2 separate regions of the Homo sapiens genome follow, and region 1 is linked to region 2. Evidence: chromatin loops called from intact Hi-C (ENCODE). Cell type or tissue: MCF 10A. All regions are shown on one strand. Links, peaks and the distances in the headings refer to the core of each region. The heading gives the core; the rest is flanking DNA. Region 1 overlaps INCR1 (interferon stimulated noncoding RNA 1). Region 2 overlaps RIC1 (RIC1 partner of RAB6A GEF complex).

Region 1 (9,605 bases), core at 507-8,506, 140 kb before region 2:
AGCTCTCTCATTAGGAAATCAAGAAAATTCAGATCTGCTGGAGAAGGGATCATGGCCATATCTCCCAGGAATCCAGTGCACTTTTTGACTTGTTTACAAACTAACAGAAGGTTGAGTACAGAGATTCCAGACCATATTCAAAGTACACACCGGACACTTTTTTTTCCTCCTAAAGAAATGTCAACCTTATTAATATGCATGAGACTCATAGTGGATATTTGTTAAAAATGCTAATTCTTGGGCCATACCATCAACATCAAGGACTCCGGATTCAGAAAGCCTGGGACTTGGCCAAGGAATCTGTATTTTAAATATATCTCTAGACAATTCTGATCCAGATGACTGGACCACACTTTGGGAAAACTGATCTCCTTGATAACAAATTAACAATTTTAAAAATAGTACTTATTATTTTTTGATGATAAAAGAAAAATTAGAAAGTGCTCAGAACAGAAAAAATTAATAATTATATTTTCAGGAGATGATGACTGCAAATATAGCTGTCCTAATTTTTTTAAATAAAAGACAATAAAGGAAATAATGTATTTTGGGGGGCATTTGGTAGCCATTTTTCCATATCTCTTTTCAAGTTCTTACATTCAAGTGTATTGGTTGTTCAGTTTCACAGGTATATTCCTTTTATACCAACTCTTAATGGCTTTTATAAATGATTTCTATGTTTGAAATATATATAAATTTACTCTATGAAATCCACTTATATTCTTGTTGGGTCAGGAGATTGGACTGGATGTGTTTAAGGCCCATTCTGACTAAGATGTCATACTTGTAAGATTGTTATAACTCTTTTAAGTATAAGGAATAACCCCATTCAAACTTGACAGATAATTTAAAATTATATCCCCCAAAAGTTAAAGATTTCCTCTTGGGGTTTGACCTTTTATGCAGATCTCCTGATGTGACAGTATATCAAAGGTAGTAACATTTCTCCAAAGGTGATACACAAATGGCCAACAAGTATATGAAAAAATGCTCAACATCACTAATCATCAGAGAAATGCAAACCAAAACCACACCCATTAGGATAGCTATCATTTAAAAGCAAAAACAAAAACAAAGCCTGAATATAACAAGTGTTAGCAAGGATATGGAAAAATTGGAACCCATGTGCACTGTTGGTGGGATTGTAAAATGGTGCAACCACTATGGAAAAGAGTATGGAGGTCCCTAAAAAATTTGAAAAGTAGAAGTACCATATGATTCAGCAATCCCACTTCTGCGTATATATCCAAAAGAATTGAAAGTAGGGTCTCTAAAAGATATTTGCACACCCATGTTCGTAACATCACTATTTACAATAGCCAAGATTTACAACAGCCAAGTTGTGGAAGCAACTCAAATGTCCATGGACGGATGAATGGATTAACAAAATGTGCTATATACATGCAATGAAATGTTATTCAGTCTTAACAAGGAAAGATATCCTGTCACATGCTACAACACTGATAGACCTTCAGGGCATTATGCTAAGTGAAACAGGCCAAGCACAAAAAGACAAATACTGTATGATTCTACTCATATGTGATATCTGAAGTAGTCAAATTCACAGAAACAGAAAGCAGAATGATGGTTATTAGGGTCTGGGGAAAAGGAGGAAAGGGAAGTTGATGTTTCATGGGTATAGAGTTTCAGTTCTGCTAGATGAAAAAAGTCTGTCATGATTGGGTAATGAATTTGACTCTAAGTTCACTGATACATACAGGAGATAATGGACTGACACAATGAATATGAAATTTTGGCTAAATTATTGAAGGCATATTTGTCTGAATAGAGAGTAGGGTGGGAATCTCAGAATTATAGGGTTAAAAATGTCTTGTTCCAACTCCTCTTGCCATTTTAGTAAAGAATACACACTGAAAATGCAGGTATGACTTTTTTTTTTTATACTAGAGAACTGATAGGGACATGGTCAAACACAATTGTTACTGTTGGCTAATTTATGTAGAATCAATTCTGTTTCCAATCAGTTTTCATTTCTAAAAAGACTAAAGTGAAGAGCAAACATAACGACCCTTCCCATTTTGCTTGGTTAGCAATAGTAGGCTGTTTGGCTTTATTTTCCAGTTTGTGCTAATGCTCCAGCCCAGAAAGTCTCACTCAGATCCATTAAGGCTTAACAATAAGCCATCCTGCCTTTAAGGTTAATTAAATGATTTGAACTAATATTTAACACTATGAACTGTGAGGAGAATTGTGGACAAAGTAGACTGGTTAGTCACATATGACCAGTTACTGACATGTTCTTTTCAATTTAAATGTTTACATTTTTTATTAATATTATTTAAAATGTCAACCACATACCAAAGTGGAGCAGATAACACAGTGAACTCCCAAGTACAGTCACACACTGCCTAATGACAAGGATATGTTCTGAGAAATGCATTGTTAGACAATTTTGTCACCCTGTGAACAAAGAGTCTACACCAAACTAGATGTTGTAGTCTGCTACATACCTAGACAATATAACATATTGCTGCTAGGTTACATACCTGTACAGCATGTTACTGTACTGAATACTATAGGCAATTATAACACAATAAGTATTTGCATATCTAAACACAGAAAAGTTACAGTAAAAATACGGTATAAAAGATTTAAAAAAAAATGATACACCCATACAAGGCACTTACTATGAATGGAGCTTGCAGGACTGGAAGTTGCTCTGGGTGTCACTGGATGAGTGGTGAGTGAATATGAAGGCCCAGAACATTCCTATACACCACTGTAGACTTTATAAACACTGTACACTTAGGCAATAAATTTATTTACAAATTTTTCTTTCTTCAATAATAAATTAACCTTTGCTTACTGTAATTTTTTACTTTATAAACTTTAGTTTTTTAAACTTTTAAACTCTTGTAATAACAGCTTAAAACACAAATATGTTGTGCAACTGTATAAAAACTATTTTCTTTCTTTATATTCTTATTCTATAAGCTCTTATCCATTTTTATTTTATTATTTATTTGAGTTGGAGTCTCGCTGTGTTGCCCAGGCTGGAGTGCAATGGCGCTATCTCGGCTCACCACAACCTCCGCCTCCTGGGTTCAAGCAATTCTCCTGCCTCAGCCTCCCAAGTAGCTGGGATTACAGGCGCCCACCACCACGCCTGGCTAATTTTTGTATTTTTAGTAGAGACAGGGTTTCACCATGTTGGCCAGGCTGGTCTCAAACTCCTGACCTCGTGATCCACCTGCCTCAGCCTCCCAAAGTGCTGGGATTACAGGCGTGAGCCACCAAGCGTGGCCCATTTTTATTTTTATTTTTTCTCAGACACAGTCTCACTCTGTCGCCTAGGCTGTAGTGTAGTGGTGGGATCCAGCTCATTACAACCTCTACCTCCCAGGTTCAAGAGATTCTCGTGCCTCAGCCTCCTGAGTAGCTGGGATTACAGGTGCACACCACCACACCCGGCTAATTTTTGTATTTTTTAAATTTTTTGTAGAGATAGGGTTTCGCTATGTTGGCCAGGCTGGTCTCGAACTCCTGGCCTCAAGTGATCCGCCCACCTTGGCCTCCCAAAATGCTGGGATTACAGCCATGAGCTACCACGCCCGGCCTATTGTTAAAAAATTTAATTTTTAAAAACTTTTAAAACATTTTTGTTAAAAACTAAGACACAACTACGTAAGCCTAGGATTACACGGGGTCAGGTCATTAATATTAGTGTCTTACACCTCCACATCTTGTTCCACTGTTAAGTTTTTTTTTTTTTTTTGACAGGGTCTCACTCTGTCACACACACTGGAGTGCAGTGGCGTGACTAAAGCTCACTGCAACCTGGAACTCCTGGGATCAAGTGATACTCCTGCCTCAATCTTCCAAGTAGCTAGGACTACAGGCATGTGTCACCATGCCTGACTAGTTTTTTAAAAAATTGATTCGTAGAGACAGGGTCTTGCTACCTTGCCCAGGCTGGTCTTGAACTCCTGCCTCAAGGGATCCTCCCACCTTGGCCTCCGAAAGGGCAGGGATTACAGGTATGAGCCACCACATGGGCCTCCCACTGAAAGTTGCTGAGAGGCAATAACACACATAGAGGTGTCATATCCTGTAACAATGCCTTCTTTTGGAATACCTCCCTGAAGGACCTGCCTAAAGTTGTTTTACGGTTAAGTTTATTTTTTAAGTAGAAAGCGTACCCTTTAAAATAAAGAAAAATAGCATAGTAAATACATAAACTAGTGACATAGTCATTTGTTATTAAGTATCATATACTATATATAATTGTGTTATACTCGTATTTAACTGGCAGTGCAATAGGTTTGTTTACATAGGCATCAACACAAACACATGAGTAATACATTGTGTTATGGCAGTATGACAGTATCATGTCACCAGGTGATAGGAATTTTTCAGCTGCATTATAACCTCATGGGACCACCATTCTAAATGCAGGCTGTCACTGACTGAAACATCATTATATGGTACAGGACTATACTCATCACTCAGCTTCAAAGAAAAACAACTCATGGCCAATTTTGTTTCATATATATTTCACTCACCCCCAGATTATTTTGAAGCAAAACCCAGACATCATATCAATTCAGCTGAGATATTACTTACTTTCAGAAGGGACAAATGAAATCAAGAGGCTATCCCAGTCCAGGCAAGGTGGCTCACGCCTGTAATCCTAGCACTTTGGGAGGCCTAGGTGGGTTGATCACCTGAGGTCAGGAGTTCAAGACCAGCCTGGCCAACATGGTGAAACCCCCATTTCTACTAAAAACACAAAAATTAGCTGGGCGTGGTAGCATATGCCTGTAATCCCAGCTACGCAGGAGGCTGAGGCAGGAGAATCGCTGGAACCCAAGAGGCGGAGGCTGCAGTGAGCCGAGATCTTACCAATGAAGTCCAAGCAGGGGAACAGAACAAGACTCATCTCAGAAAAAAAAGCCACCCAGGAAGCAAATACAACAGTTTATACGATAAAAGTGTAATCAGGTTGAATATTAAAAATATATTAAAGTCATAAATGAAAGCAGTACCATTTTCAATGGATATTATCATAGGTTCTTACGGAGGTCTCCAAATACCGAGAGTAGTATGCTCAGACCCAAAATCCAGCCACAGCTCCATCATCACAAGCCTGTGAATACGTGCGAAAGTACACAGGGCCTACTTTTAATCTGGTGACTCAGGGTACCCTTCCTCCTCATCTTCTTCTCACTAGGCTTGGGACTGAGCCAGAAGCTACACATTACACTACTCCCTTTGACTTGCCAGTTCTGCAAGGTCCTACTTAAAGCAGAACAAACAAACAGGACATTACTAATCATAAGCAATTTAACTTTTTAAAATAACTTTATTCTTATCACAAAAGTAACATGAACTCATTACAGACAATTTGGCAAATCCAAAATCCCAAGGAAGAACATAAAAAGTACCTATAATTGCATTTTCCCCATTTTTTATTAGGCACATATGTAATTTTTTTATAAACATGAGATTATATTTTACATACTGTATTTAATCTGTTTTCATTACTTTCTAATATATACTGAATATACTTCCAAGTGATTAAATATTCTTCCTCAACATAAGCTTTTATTTTTGCAAAATACTCAGGTGTAAGGAAGGACAGTAATTAATGTCTTTTTGGAGACATTTAGATTATTCCCACTTAGATACACCTTTAGATTTAAAGCTAAAATTCTGTAAATATCAGTGTTTATTTCCTTAGAAAATAATCATAGGAAAGAAATCCAGGCATACTTCAGAGATATTGCAGGCTGGGTTCCAGACCAACCCAATAAAGTGAATATTGCAATAAGATGAGTCACACACATTTTTTGGTTTGCAAGTAGTTATAAAAGTTATGTTTAGACTGTTCTGTCATCTATTAAGTGTGTAATAGTATTTTGTCTAAAAAATGTGTATACTTTAATTTAGAAAATACTTTATTGCAGCCGAGCATGGTGACTCATGCCTATAATCCCAGTACTTTGGGAGGCCGAGGCGGGCAGATCACCTGAGGTCAGGAGTTCAAGACTAGCCTGGCCAACATGGGGAAACTCCATCTCTACTAAAAATACAAAAATTAGCCAGGCATGGTGGCACACGCCTGTAATCCCAGCTACTCGGGAGGCTGAGGCAGGAGAATCGCTTGAACCTGGGAGGCGGAGGTTGCAGTCAGCCGAGATTGTACCACTGTACTCCAGCCTGGGTGACAGAGCGAGACTCCATCTCAAAATATATATATTATTGCTAACAAAATGCTAATGATCTTCAGAGCTTCCAGCAAATAGTAATCTCTTTGCTGCTGGAGGGTCTTGTCCCATGTTGATGGCTGCTGACTGATCAGGGTGGTGGTTGCTGAAGGCTGTAGTGACTGTTCCAAGTTTTTTTTTTTTTTTTGACATGGAGTCTTCCTCGGTCGCCAGGCTGGAGTGCAGTAGCGCGATCTCGGCTCACTGCAACCTCCGCCTCGCAGGTTCAAGCAATTCTCCTGCCTCAGCCTCCCGAGTAGCTGGGACTACAGGCGGGTGCCACCATGCCCAGCTAATTATTATTTTTTTAGTAGATACGGGGTTTCACCATGTTGGCTAGGATGGTCTCGATCTCTTGACCTTGTGATCTGCCTGCCTTGGCCTCCCAAAGTGCTGGGATTACAGGTGTGAGCCACCGCACCTGGCCCCTTTCCAGAAGGTTTTAGATTCACTTTGCTCAGATCCATCAGAGGAATCACTGTGTATAGCAGATCCACTATGTATAGCTGCATTTCATAGCAGCTCTAGCCTTATGAAATGTATTTCTTAAATAATAAGACTTAAAAGTCAAAATTATTCCTTGGTCCACAGCTACAGAATGGATATTGCATTAGCAGGCAAGGAAACAGCATTAATCTCCTTGTATGTCTCCATCAGAATTCTAGGATGGCTAGATGCACTGTCCGTGAACAGTGAAAGTTTGAACTATGTATAGCAGATTCACTATGTATAGCTGCATTTCATAGCAGCTGTAGCCTTATGAAATATATTCCTTAAATAATAAGACTTAAAAGCCAAAATTACTCCTTGGTCCATGGGCTACAGAATGGATACTGCATTAGCAGGCAAGGAAACAGCATTAATCTCCTTGTATGTCTCCATAAATACTCTAAGATGGCTAGATGTGCTATCCATGAACAGTGAAAGTTTGAAATGACTCTTTCATTCCAAGTAGTAGTTCTCAACAAGAGCTTAAAATATTCAATAAATCATACTGGAAACGGATGTGCTATCATCCATGCTTTGCTGTTCCATTTATAGAGCACAGGCAGAGTAGACTTGACATAATTCTTAAGGGCCTTAGGATTCTAGGAGTGGTAAATGAGCACTGGCTTCCACCAAAAAAGCCACCAGCATTATTAGCCGCTAACAAGGGAGTCAGCCTGTCCTTTGAAGCTTGGAAGCCAAGCACTGACTTTTCCTAACTATGGAAGTCCTAGATGGCATCTTATTCCAACAGATGGCTGTTTTGTCTACACTGAAGATCTGTTGTTTAATGTAGCCACCTTTATCAAAGATCTTAGCTAGATCTTCTGGATAACTTGCTGTAGCTTCTACGTCAGTACTTGCTACTTCACCTTGCAGTTTCATGTTATGGACACAGCTTCTTTTGGTAAACCTCATGAACCAACCTCTGCTAGCTTCAAATGTTTCTTCTGCAGTTTCCTTGCCTCCCTTAGGCTTCACAGAATTGAAGAGAGCTAGGGCACTGCTCTGGCCTAGGCTTTGGCTTAAGGGAATGCTTTTTAAAAACTGGTTTTTGCTTCATTTTAGAGACAGGGTCTCACTCTATCACCCAGGCTAGAGTGCAGTGGCGCAGATAGCTCATTGTAATCTGGAACTCCCAGGCTCAAGTGATCCCCGTCTCAGCCTCCCAAGTAGCTAGGACTACAGGTGCACACCATCATACCCAGCTAATTAAAACATTTTTTTTTAAAGAAATGGGGTCTTGCTATATTGCTCAGGCTGGTCTCGAAGTCTTAGGCTCAAGTAATCCTCCTGTCTCAGCCTCCCACAGTGCTGGGATTAAGGCATGAGGCACTGCGTCTGGTTTAAGGGAATGTTGTAGCTTGCTTGATCTCCTACCCAGACCATTAAAACTTTCTCCAGGTCAGCAACAAGGCTGTTTTGTTTTATCATTCCTATGTTCTCCAAAGTGGTACTTTTACTTTCCTTTAAGAACTTTTTTTCCTTTGCATTCATAACTTGGCTAACTGGTACAAGAGGCCTAGCTTTTGGCCTATCTTTGCTTTCAATATGCCTTCCTCACTTAGTTTAATCATTTCTAGCTTTTTACTTAAAGTGAGAGACGGGGATTCTTTCTTTCACTTGAACACTTAGAGGCTACTGTTGGGTTACTAACAGGCCTAATTTCAATATTGTTGCATCTCAGGGGATAGGGAGGCCCAAAGAAAGGGAGAGAGACAGAGGAACTGCCAGTTGATGGAACAGTCAGAACACACATAACATTTATCGCTTAAGTTCTCCATCTTACATGGATGTGGTACATGACACCCCAAAACAATTACAATAGTTACAACAAAGACCACTGACCACAAATCATCATAACAGATATACTAATAATGAAAAAGTTTCAAATATTGAAAGAATTACCAAAATGTGATAAGAGCCATGAAGTGAGCATATGCTATTAGAAAAAATGGTGCCAATAGACTCACTCAACACAGGGTTACCACAAACCTTATATTAAAAAAAAAAATTGCACCAAATCATACTTCCATCAAGAGAGTATAAATGTATCCCCATTTCTTATGTGTACTCTTACCAACATTATTTCTAGTAATTTAAAAAGTTTATAAGTTTCATAGATGAAAACATGCACCTAGTAACTTTTTTTTTTTTTTTTGAGACAGGATTTCATTCCTTTCACTCAGGTGGGAGTGCAATAGCATGATCTTGGCTCACTATTACCTCTGCCTCCCAGGCTCAAGCAATTCTCCTGCCTTAGCCGCCTAAGGGGCTGGGACCACAGGTGTATGCCACAGTGCCGACTGATTTTTTGTAGAGACAGGGTTTCACCATGTTGCCCAGGCTGGTCTCAAACTCCCGGGCTCAAGTGATCCGCCCACCTCTGCCTCCGAAAGTGCTGGGATTACAGGCGTGATTACCCTGCCCGGCCCCCTACTAACTTTTATCATAAGCTTAATCTTAGAACAGAGTCCAAAAATTTTGACAGGAGTGGTGGTGGAAACTAGTAGAAAAAGGAGGAGAAGACCTAAGGCATGAGAACTGTCAGTATATTTTACAAAATAAAGTTAAAATATGATATTTGAAAGTTGAAGCCAGGCACGGCGGTTCACACCTGTTATCCCAGCACTTTGGGAGGCCGAGGCTGGTGGATCATTTGAGGCTAGGAGTTGGAGACTAGCCTGGCACATGATGAAACCCCATCTCTACTAAAAATACAAAAACTAGACAGGCGTGGTGGTGCATGCCTGTAGTCCCAGCTACTCAGGAGGCTGAGGCACAAGAATCACTTGAACCCGGGAGGCGGAGGTTGCAGTGAGCCAAGATTGCACCACTGCACTCCAGCCTGGGTGACAAAGCAATGCTCTGTCTCAAAAAAAAAAAAAAAAA
Region 2 (9,605 bases), core at 442-8,441:
CTGAAAGCTTTATTAAAGTTGCTTGAGAGTGCTGTTGCAGTCATCTTTAACGTTATCAGAAAGTGTTGAATACTAAGATAGGATACTGATAATACCCACTCACTGAAGAAAAGAGAAGTGTACTTTTTTAATGAATTAGTATGAAATGTGGTGAAATCTACCATCTTAAAACTTAAGGTAGTCATTATAAACATTACTCATATTGTGGTGAATTACAGTAAATGCCTTTAAGGTCTTTTGAAGTGTTTTAGTGTATGCAGTTCCCAGTCATGCTGTTTTGCTGCAGGTGTTTGTCTTTTTCTTTTTCCTCTGCCATCTAGCTACATTTTACTGTTATCCAGGTGTCTGACTCTTCTAGTTGCCACACACCTAAATTCCATGTTCACTTCTCATACCTCCAAATTACTTTCTGGATAGATAACCAATTTTTTTATTTAGTCATTTCTTTATACATAATCCCCTGTAGAATCTGAAAGCAGTAAGCAAGAGTAGTTTGTATAGCCAAGTATTTTGCAACTAGAATATATAGGGTGGCTGCTGTTTTCTTGATGAACCCTAAATGATCATTGGTAGCTTAAATTCAGCCAGCCAGCATGCAGCAAAGCCTGGGACACAATCCCACAAGTTTTGAATACTCACTCTTTCCTCCCTGAAATTCTTTCCTTCTGTTTATATAGCATGTATAGCATTGTGCTTCCCTATTTCTCTTTTGTCTTCCAAAAGCTCAGGTGATGGCCCGCTGCTCTTTTTACCCTGGCTAGTGTGCCTGAGAAACATCTGTCTGTCTCCTTCAGTTTACCAGCCTCACCTTTTTTTTTTTTTTTTTTTTTTTTTTTGAGACGGAGTCTTGCTCTGTCACCCAGGCTAGAGTGCAATGGTGCAATCTTGGCTCACTGCAGCCTCCGTCTCCCGGGTTCAAGTGATTCTCCTGCCTCAGCCTCCCAAGTAGCTGGGATTACAGGCACCTGCCACCACGCCCGGCTTATTTTTGTGTTTTTAGTAGAGACGGGGTTTCACCATTTTGGCCAGGTTGGTCTTGAACTCCTGACCTCGTGATCCACCCACCTCAGCCTCCCACCAAATGCTGGGATTACAGGTGTGAGCCACTGCGCCCAGCCTGGCCCAGCCTCACCTTTAAGCTTCTGATGCTGGTACAGTCGTCTCTGATTTAGTGATTGCTCACATTTTTACTTGGAATTCTTAAGAATTTTTTTTTATTTTTTCAAATTAAATGAGCCAAAAAGAAAAAGGGAAACTCTTTGGTTTTCCCTTCCCTAATTTCTCTTCCTGTCTTCTATCAGTGATAATAACTTCAACTTCTCTAGCACCTCAGCTAACCTGGAAATCATCTTTGGTTCATCTCTTTTTCTACCTTTCATGTCTAGGATAGCAGTAAGTTCTGTTTTTTAACCAAAATGTTCCTTCCTCTTTACAGATAGAAATGACTTGATATCTGAGGTTCCTTTTAAAACAGGGCTGCTCAAAGTTTAATGTGCATAATGGTTTAAGTTGCGTGATAGGGCTCAATTGGAAATCATTATACTAGGCTCTCTGAGGTTTGATTGAAATTTTTCATTATAAAAAGGCAGACTATTTCCTCATTTCTGAAGTCAACACCCATGAAATCTGCCTCTCCTCAGTAACCTATCCTGATTAACTCTGATTTTTTAAATAACTGTCTTATTCAAGAACCATAAGTAGTGGCTTCTTTCCTGCTGCTCTTTTACCTGGCTTTCTGAATCCTCCTTGAAGGTCTGTTACCATCCAGCTTTGTTCTCATAATGTCCCTAGTCTAGCCAGACTGTTCTCACTTTCCCAATAGTTCCATGTCTTCGTTTTCCATTAGATTACCAACCCTTACTCTCCCACACGTGTATGTCTTCCTCATCTGTCAGGTTCACTGCATCCTTTTAAACTTTCTGTTGTTATGACAGCTAGATCACTGAAGTGATCTCTCATTTTTATAAACTTCTAAAGTTGTCTTAGCTTTTTCAGGATAATTCAACTCTGCCCTCAATCTTATGTCACTGGTGGTGTTCATTAATTGCATTATGTGTTAGGCTTTGTACCATCCTAGCCAGAAAGCTCCTTATATTCCCACAGAGCCTAGCAGAATGGCTGTACATAGTACAACCTCAATAAATAATGTAGATTGTTTGACCTATAAACCTTATGGATTGGGGGGAGATGCGGAAAGCATACCGATACAGAAGTATGAATTTAGCTGCTTTTTCTTAAATTTCAGGCTCGTGGTGCAGAGAGCATTATGTTAAACCTGGCAGGACAGCTCATCATGATGCAGAGGGACAGGTCAGGCCCACAGATCCGGGAGAAGGACAGTAACCCTAATAACCAAAGGAAACTTGTGAGTAAAGTACTAGTCATTTCTTTTCAAACATTAAGAAGGTATGGGATGAGGATGAAGGAATGAAACAATTTAAGAGAAGAGTATTTTATGATTTGGAAAGGAGAAATTAAGTCCATAAAATCAGTCTTAAGCCTCTGGGTGTAAGACTGACTGACTGGAGGATAAGGTCCCAAAATGATCATGAAATGTTCCATACTCCATATGTTAACTGCTTAGGCATCATTCATTGCAAATTCTAATGGAAAAAATAGGGATAGACTGGTGAAGTTCATGGGGTGTTTTGTTTTCAGATTTAAGTGTATATACTTTAAAAGGCCAGGATACTTTTATTAACTCTAATTCTAATTAGATCCCTTTGCTTTTCCCAAAAAAATATTATACTATCATTTGAAAGACTTAGTAAACTAGTACCTAGGAACTTAAGAACCTGCAGATTTAATAGGAAAACAACTTGATTCTTGTCTCTCCTTCTCCAGCTGCCATTCTGTCCTCCTGTTGTACTAGCCCAGTCTGTTGAAAATGTCTGGACAACGTGTCGAGCAAATAAACAGAAACGTCACCTTCTGGAGGCCCTCTGGCTGAGCTGTGGTGGTGCAGGGATGAAAGTTTGGCTCCCTCTCTTCCCTAGGGATCACCGCAAGCCCCATTCCTTCTTGTCCCAGCGGATCATGCTGCCTTTCCACATCAACATTTACCCGCTAGCTGTTCTGTTTGAAGATGCTTTAGTCCTTGGTGCTGTCAATGACACTTTGCTCTATGATTCTTTATATACTCGGAACAATGCTAGAGAACAGCTGGAGGTGCTCTTCCCTTTCTGTGTTGTGGAGAGAACCTCTCAGATCTACCTCCACCACATTCTACGTCAACTTCTGGTCAGAAACCTTGGGGAGCAAGCCTTGCTCTTGGCCCAGTCCTGTGCCACATTACCTTACTTCCCTCATGTGCTGGAGCTCATGCTCCATGAAGTACTGGAAGAAGAAGCTACCTCACGGGAGCCCATTCCCGACCCTCTGCTTCCCACTGTGGCAAAATTTATCACTGAGTTCCCCCTCTTCCTGCAGACAGTTGTCCATTGTGCCAGGAAGACCGAATATGCCCTGTGGAATTACCTTTTTGCAGCTGTTGGAAACCCTAAGGACTTGTTTGAGGAGTGTTTGATGGCTCAGGATTTGGACACAGCTGCCTCTTACCTTATTATCTTACAGGTAACAATTCTCTTCTTATAAAGGGGCAAGAATTAATGAGCTTAAACTTAGAAAAATAGAAATGTCCTGTTTTGACACCATGATTGTGTTTAAGGAATTCATAGTCAAATTTTCTGTTTATATCTTTAATTTGGAAGAATTCAGACAGATTCCTTTGAATATCATAAAGTAACATTGCAGAGATATTTTTTCCATTGTCCATAAATAGGCCTAAAACAGATTAATGAGTTCAGAGTAGTGTTTTGAAATTTTAATATATTGAAGAAATTTAATATGTATATTAGAATACATGTAATAGGAACATGGAAGAAATATTACATAAGATTATTGAAATATTACATAAGAAACATAGCAAAGAAAGTATTATTTGAGATATTAGTGAGTTTGAGCTTCTCACAACAGTAGATTTGTTTCCTTTCAGTGTGGGTTACTGAGGGGACACTTATTAGAGCATGGTCATAACAGAGCACCTTGAGCTAGTCTTCCCCAAAGCAAGCTGAGAAGGCTCAGGCCTGCCACAGCAAAGACCCTCATAGCACACAGTTTTTCTCAAAATAATGGCTTCTTTGCAACTCCTGAAAATTTATTTCATTAGCTATTTGACAAAAGGGCTTGACAGTTGGTTATTTGATAGGCTACACTTAAAGATTCTTTCCAGTTACTGCAAAGTTGTTTCCATTGATGTAAGAAGCTAACCATAAACCTGGTTTCAATCTCTGCCTGAAGCAGATTTCCTGTCAGCTTCTTTGCTTCATGACAATGAACTGAAACCAGAGGAGACACTCAAGCAGAGGCCAGGTGGCCTTGAAGTATGATTCCATGGCTAACCCTAAAGAAAAAGACATAGGGTTTTAAAAATAGAATCAAAATAAATGCAGCTGTTTTTTGGTTCCGGGTCACTCCCTGCAACTTCACTGTATCTCCCTGACAATGTAATTTTTTTCTGCAACAGAATTCCTAAGTTGCTATGGATTGGCAGATAATAATTACAATTACAGTTGTCTATTAGGCACCTTTCCATAAAGACCAAGATAGGCAGGTTAAATTTGTGAAAGAAAAATGGAGGATTCTGAATGTGCAGCAGAACTTTACTACTTGCTATTGCCCAAAGCAAAGATTCTAGTCACATCCTCAGAAAACTCTGCAACAGGAGACAGACCTGACCTATTTTGGAGTCAGGCAAACCTCCCTTTTTTTTCTTCCTTTTCTGCTGATCTTCAACAATTTACTTAACTCAGTTTCCTCACTTGTAAAATACAAATGATATGCCTATCTGCAGAGTCACTGGGAGAAATAAATGAAATGACTTAAAGTATATGTATGCTATCTGGCATGTAGTAGGAGTTTAATAAATTATAGTTTACATACACCAGAAGAGTACTTGCCTCGCTTTTCCTTGTATGGTACTTTTTAATCTTATTATTAAACTAACCCCTGTGGTGGTGTGGCTACATTCTTTGAGTTTAGAAAACGAGATAAAGAATTGCTCATATCTTCCCAAATTGTGTAGTATAAAAAGAATGCTGTCCTGGTTGTTTTTTGTAGAATATGGAAGTCCCTGCAGTAAGTAGGCAACATGCTACCCTTCTATTCAACACAGCACTAGAACAAGGCAAGTGGGACCTTTGTCGACACATGATTCGATTTCTTAAAGCCATTGGCTCTGGAGAATCTGAGACACCTCCATCCACACCCACAGCTCAGGTTAGTTGCAAAAGTTACACATCTTCTCTAGGCCATACACCCACGTAGCATCTTTCTCTAATGGTACTGCATATGGTGTGTAATCCTAGGAACCCAGTTCAAGTGGTGGATTTGAGTTCTTCAGGAATCGAAGCATCAGTTTATCCCAGTCAGCTGAAAATGTTCCTGCCAGTAAATTCAGTTTACAGAAAACACTAAGTATGCCATCTGGTCCCTCTGGAAAAAGGTAAAATAATAAAGAGCCATTACTGCTTTTTGGGCATTCATGACACATTGCATTTCAAGACATTTACAAAATTAGGTCTTAATGGAAACAACTATTTAATCCAATTGCAGTTTCTTTTTCCATTCCCAAAAAGCAGAGGCCACACAGAAGGCTTCCCTTTTTCCTTCCTCCCAAGTTCACTTCAGCACCCTCTGAATAGTTTCTGCCCCTTTTTCTGGAATAGATCTTCATGTACCTGTTCTGAATGTAACAAACTTGTTTAAGACAGAGTCTCACTCTGTCACCCAGGCTGGAATGCAGTGGCACCATCTCAGCTCACTGCAACCTCCGCCTTACAGGTTCAAGCGATTATCCTGCCTCAGCCACCCAAGTAGCTGGGATTACAGGCATATGCCACCACACTCGGCTAATTTTCATATTTTTAGTAGAGACGGGGTTTCAACATGTTGCCCAGGCTAGTCTCGAACTCCTGGCCTCAAGGATCCACCTGCCTCTGCTTCCCAAAGGGCCGGGATTACAAGCGTGAGCCACCCTACCTGGCCAAATGCTACAAACTTTTTTTTCCCATAAGTTACTGGGGTCCAGGTGGTATTTGGTTACATTAATAAGTTATTTAGTGGTGATTTGTGAGATTTTGGTGCACCCATCACCCAAGCAGTATACACTGCACCATATTTGTTGTCTTTTATCCCTCACCCCCTCCCAGCCTTTCCCCCAAGTCCCCAAAGTCCATTGTATCATTCTTATGCCTTTGCGTCCTCATGGTTTAGCTCCCACATATCAGTGAGAACATACTACATTTGGTTTTCCATTCCTGAGTTACTTCACTTAGAATAATACTCTCCAATCTCATCAGGTCACTGCAAATGCTGTTAATTCATTCCTTTTTATGGCTGAGTAGTATTCCATCATATATACGTATATACAAGTTTCTTTATCCACTCGTTGACTGATGGGCATTTGGGTTGGTTCCACGATTTTGCAGTTGTGAACTGTGCTGCTATAAACGTGTGTGCAAGTATCTTTTTTGAATGACTTCTTTTCCTCTGGGTAGAACCCCAGTAGTGAGATTGCTGGATCAAATGGTAGTTCTACTTTTGGTTATTGAGGGAATCTCCACCCTGTTTTCCATAGCAGCTGTACTAGTTTACATTCCCACCGGCAGTGTAGAAGTGTTCCCTGATGGCCACATCCATGCCAACATCTACTGTTTTTTGATTATGGTCATTCTTGCAGGAGTAAGGTGGCATTGCGTTGTGGTTTTGATTTGAAAATGCAACAAACTTTTAAATTACCTCTGATGATAGAGGACCAAAAGGAAGATAGATAAATCTGTAGGTAATCCAAAAGCCTTCTTAAAGTCGTAATTTTACCTTTCCTTCTAATTATACTTTTTGATATAAATTTAGTGCTAATGCATTTGACACTCTTGTGACCTATTGATTAGAGAAGTTATTACACAGTCGGGGAGCCAAATGAATTGTATGCTGGAGACTGAAACTGCTATCACCCATAGATGGGATATTGTCTTCTGAGAGATGACTATGAATTCACACTAACATTATAAAATCATGAGAATTTCCTCTGGTTTGTGAGGCCTGTGTATTCCTTCCTATGTTCTTCTGTTGTTGTCTCATTTTTTTCCTTACCTAATCCTTTGTTTTATATTGTTCATATTCTCTTTTTTTTTTTTTCCCCAGGACAACATGAACATATGTTTATATTCTTACTACCGTGCTTGGGCACATAGTGAGAGCTTATTGAACGTTTGTTATTGTCATGTTTTACTGGGTTTTTTTGTTTTTTGAGATGGAGTTTCGCTCTTGTTGCCCAGGCTGGAGTGCAATGGCTTGATCTCGGCTCATCGCAATCTCCGCCTCCCAGGTTCAAGTGATTCTTCTGCCTCAGCCTCCCAAGTAGCTGGGATTACAGGCATGCACCACCACGCCTGGCTCATTTTGTATTTTTAGTAGAGACGGGGTTTCTCCGTATTGGTCAGGCTAGTCTCAAACTCCCGACCTCAGGTGATCCGCCTGCCTCTGCCTCCCAAAGTGCTGGGATTACAGGCATGAGCCACCATGCCCAGCCTGTTTTACTGTTTTTTAACAAGTGCTTACTACATGCCAGGCCTTATTCTAAGCATTTACATACATAGGTCCTATTTTAAACAACTCTATGAGGGTTATCCACATTGTATAGGTGAAGAAACAGAGGCCTAGGAAAATAAACTTAGTTATGTTCACACAACAAATGAGTGGCAGAGCCAAGATCCGAATCCAGGCAGTACTGCACCAGAGACTAGGCTCTTTACCCCACCACTAAACTGCCTCTCACTTAAAGCACCACATTATCCAGTTACCAAACCAGTTCCCCCACATTAGCTCATGTAAGTCAGGAATGAGAGACTATACTTAGGCAAGTTGTAATTTTTAAAAATTGGTTTCAGGACTGGCAAGGTGGCTAACACCTGTAATTCCAGCACTTTGGGAGGCCAAGGTGGGAGGATTGCTTGAGGCCAGGAGTTCAAGATGAGTCTGGGCAACACAGCAAGATCCCATCCTTGCAAAAATAAAAATACATTGGCTAGGCATGGTGGCAAGTACCTGTAGTCCCAGCTACTTGGGAGGCTGAGGTGGGGAAGATAGCTTGAGCCCAGGAGTTTGAGGTTGCAGTGAGCTATGATCACACCACTGCACTCCAGACTGGGTGACATTGTGAAACCTTGTCATTTAAGAAAAAAAAAGTTGGTATTCTTTTCATATGTCTGCATGACTCACACTGAGAAATTTAATTTCACTTTGCCTCTCTATCCTTAGTTTCTTTGATGTGCTCTCCTTCCCTCTTTTCATTGGGCTTTTCAAATATAGCATAGAGGTTTGCTGCCTTTCTTTCTGTCAGCCACCCATCACCTGCTTCCTGGTCTGACTTCTTCTGTCCCCCTTTTCCTGTTCCCTGTATTCATTCTACAAATGTGTCTTAAGAGCCTTCTGTGTTCCGAGGGTTGTGGTGTAACACGGAGGAGAAGCGTTGATACTTTATCTTCATTGTCAATCAGAATTAGATCTTGGATCTCTTATCTCCTTGTCAGCTTTATCAGTACCTCTGCGTAATAAGGATGTGAAATCCTCCAGTAAAGATTATTCTGTAGCTTTCTTGTGTTTCCACTTACAGATGGAGCAAAGACAGTGACTGTGCTGAGAACATGTATATTGACATGATGCTCTGGAGACATGCTCGGCGCCTCTTAGAAGATGTGAGGTTAAAGGACCTTGGCTGCTTTGCAGCCCAGCTGGGCTTTGAACTAATTAGTTGGCTATGCAAGGAACGTACCCGAGCCGCCCGGGTAGACAACTTTGTAATAGCCCTGAAGAGACTCCACAAAGATTTCCTGTGGCCACTTCCAATCATCCCAGCCTCTTCTATCAGTTCTCCTTTCAAAAATGGAAAATACCGAACTGGTAATGTAGACTTCATGTCACTTGTACAAGGAGAATTGTATTTTACTCCGTGTATTTACACATTTTGCTATTAGTTGATATTCAAGGAATTATTTTCATTCCAAACTTAGGAATGGATAAAAGCCAACTTTTTGTACATGAGTTGGAATGCCCACTGTTTGACCAAAGATGTAAATAAAGTAGAACCTATGTCTCTAAGTCTTGTGACCTTGAAGTCTAATTCAAAAATCTAATCATACTTGGATTATAAAGAAGTTGAGAACTGCCTGAATATAAAAGCTACCATGCTTATGTTATTGTGGGAAGGAGTTCTGGAATCAGATAGACATGGACCTCAAAGTAAGCTGACAGAACTCATTCCAGGGGAACAGTAAGGCCACCTTCTAAACTAGGAGAGGACAAACTGAAAGTGTATATTTTGGTGAAATAAAAATTTAAAGTTTTTTAATTCAGGACTTTTTATGAAGACTGTTCTAATTATTATTATTTGTGAATATTGAAACCAAAACTTTTAACTTTGGCATTTGGAAACTTCATGTTATCTTAAGAGCCAAAGCAAATCACTTAGAAGATCAACATAATAAAGTTTTGCCTAGCTCCAGTAAGAAATAGGATGATATAACTTTTAGGTGGTATTGTGGTCA

What was found. A loop is a pair of places that touch in the nucleus more often than their neighbours do. Peaks named below come from ENCODE experiments on the same cell type or tissue, not always from the same donor. Only the 100,000 strongest peaks of a DNase experiment are listed, where the experiment ranks them.
Region 1: it touches region 2 in a loop (4-fold over the local background); 4 of 110 quality-filtered maps call a loop at or near these places.

Annotation. Positions count from the first base shown.
Region 1 is chr9:5,616,365-5,625,969 of GRCh38, forward strand. All of the region lies in intron 1 of INCR1 (interferon stimulated noncoding RNA 1), which reads right to left. Among named protein-coding and RNA genes, the nearest start is that of RIC1, 7.9 kb to the right of the region's middle. In MCF 10A, for the core only: no CTCF peak of the experiment used is centred there; DNase peaks (open chromatin) are centred at 5,207 and 5,807.
Region 2 is chr9:5,760,296-5,769,900 of GRCh38, forward strand. It overlaps RIC1 (RIC1 partner of RAB6A GEF complex), which reads left to right. Exons shown (of 26, transcript NM_020829.4): 18 at 2,246-2,365; 19 at 2,845-3,573; 20 at 5,119-5,277; 21 at 5,367-5,503; 22 at 8,675-8,961. Among named protein-coding and RNA genes, the nearest start is that of ERMP1, 68 kb to the right of the region's middle. RefSeq lists an enhancer at 2,113-3,312. In MCF 10A, for the core only: no CTCF peak of the experiment used is centred there; no DNase peak of the experiment used is centred there.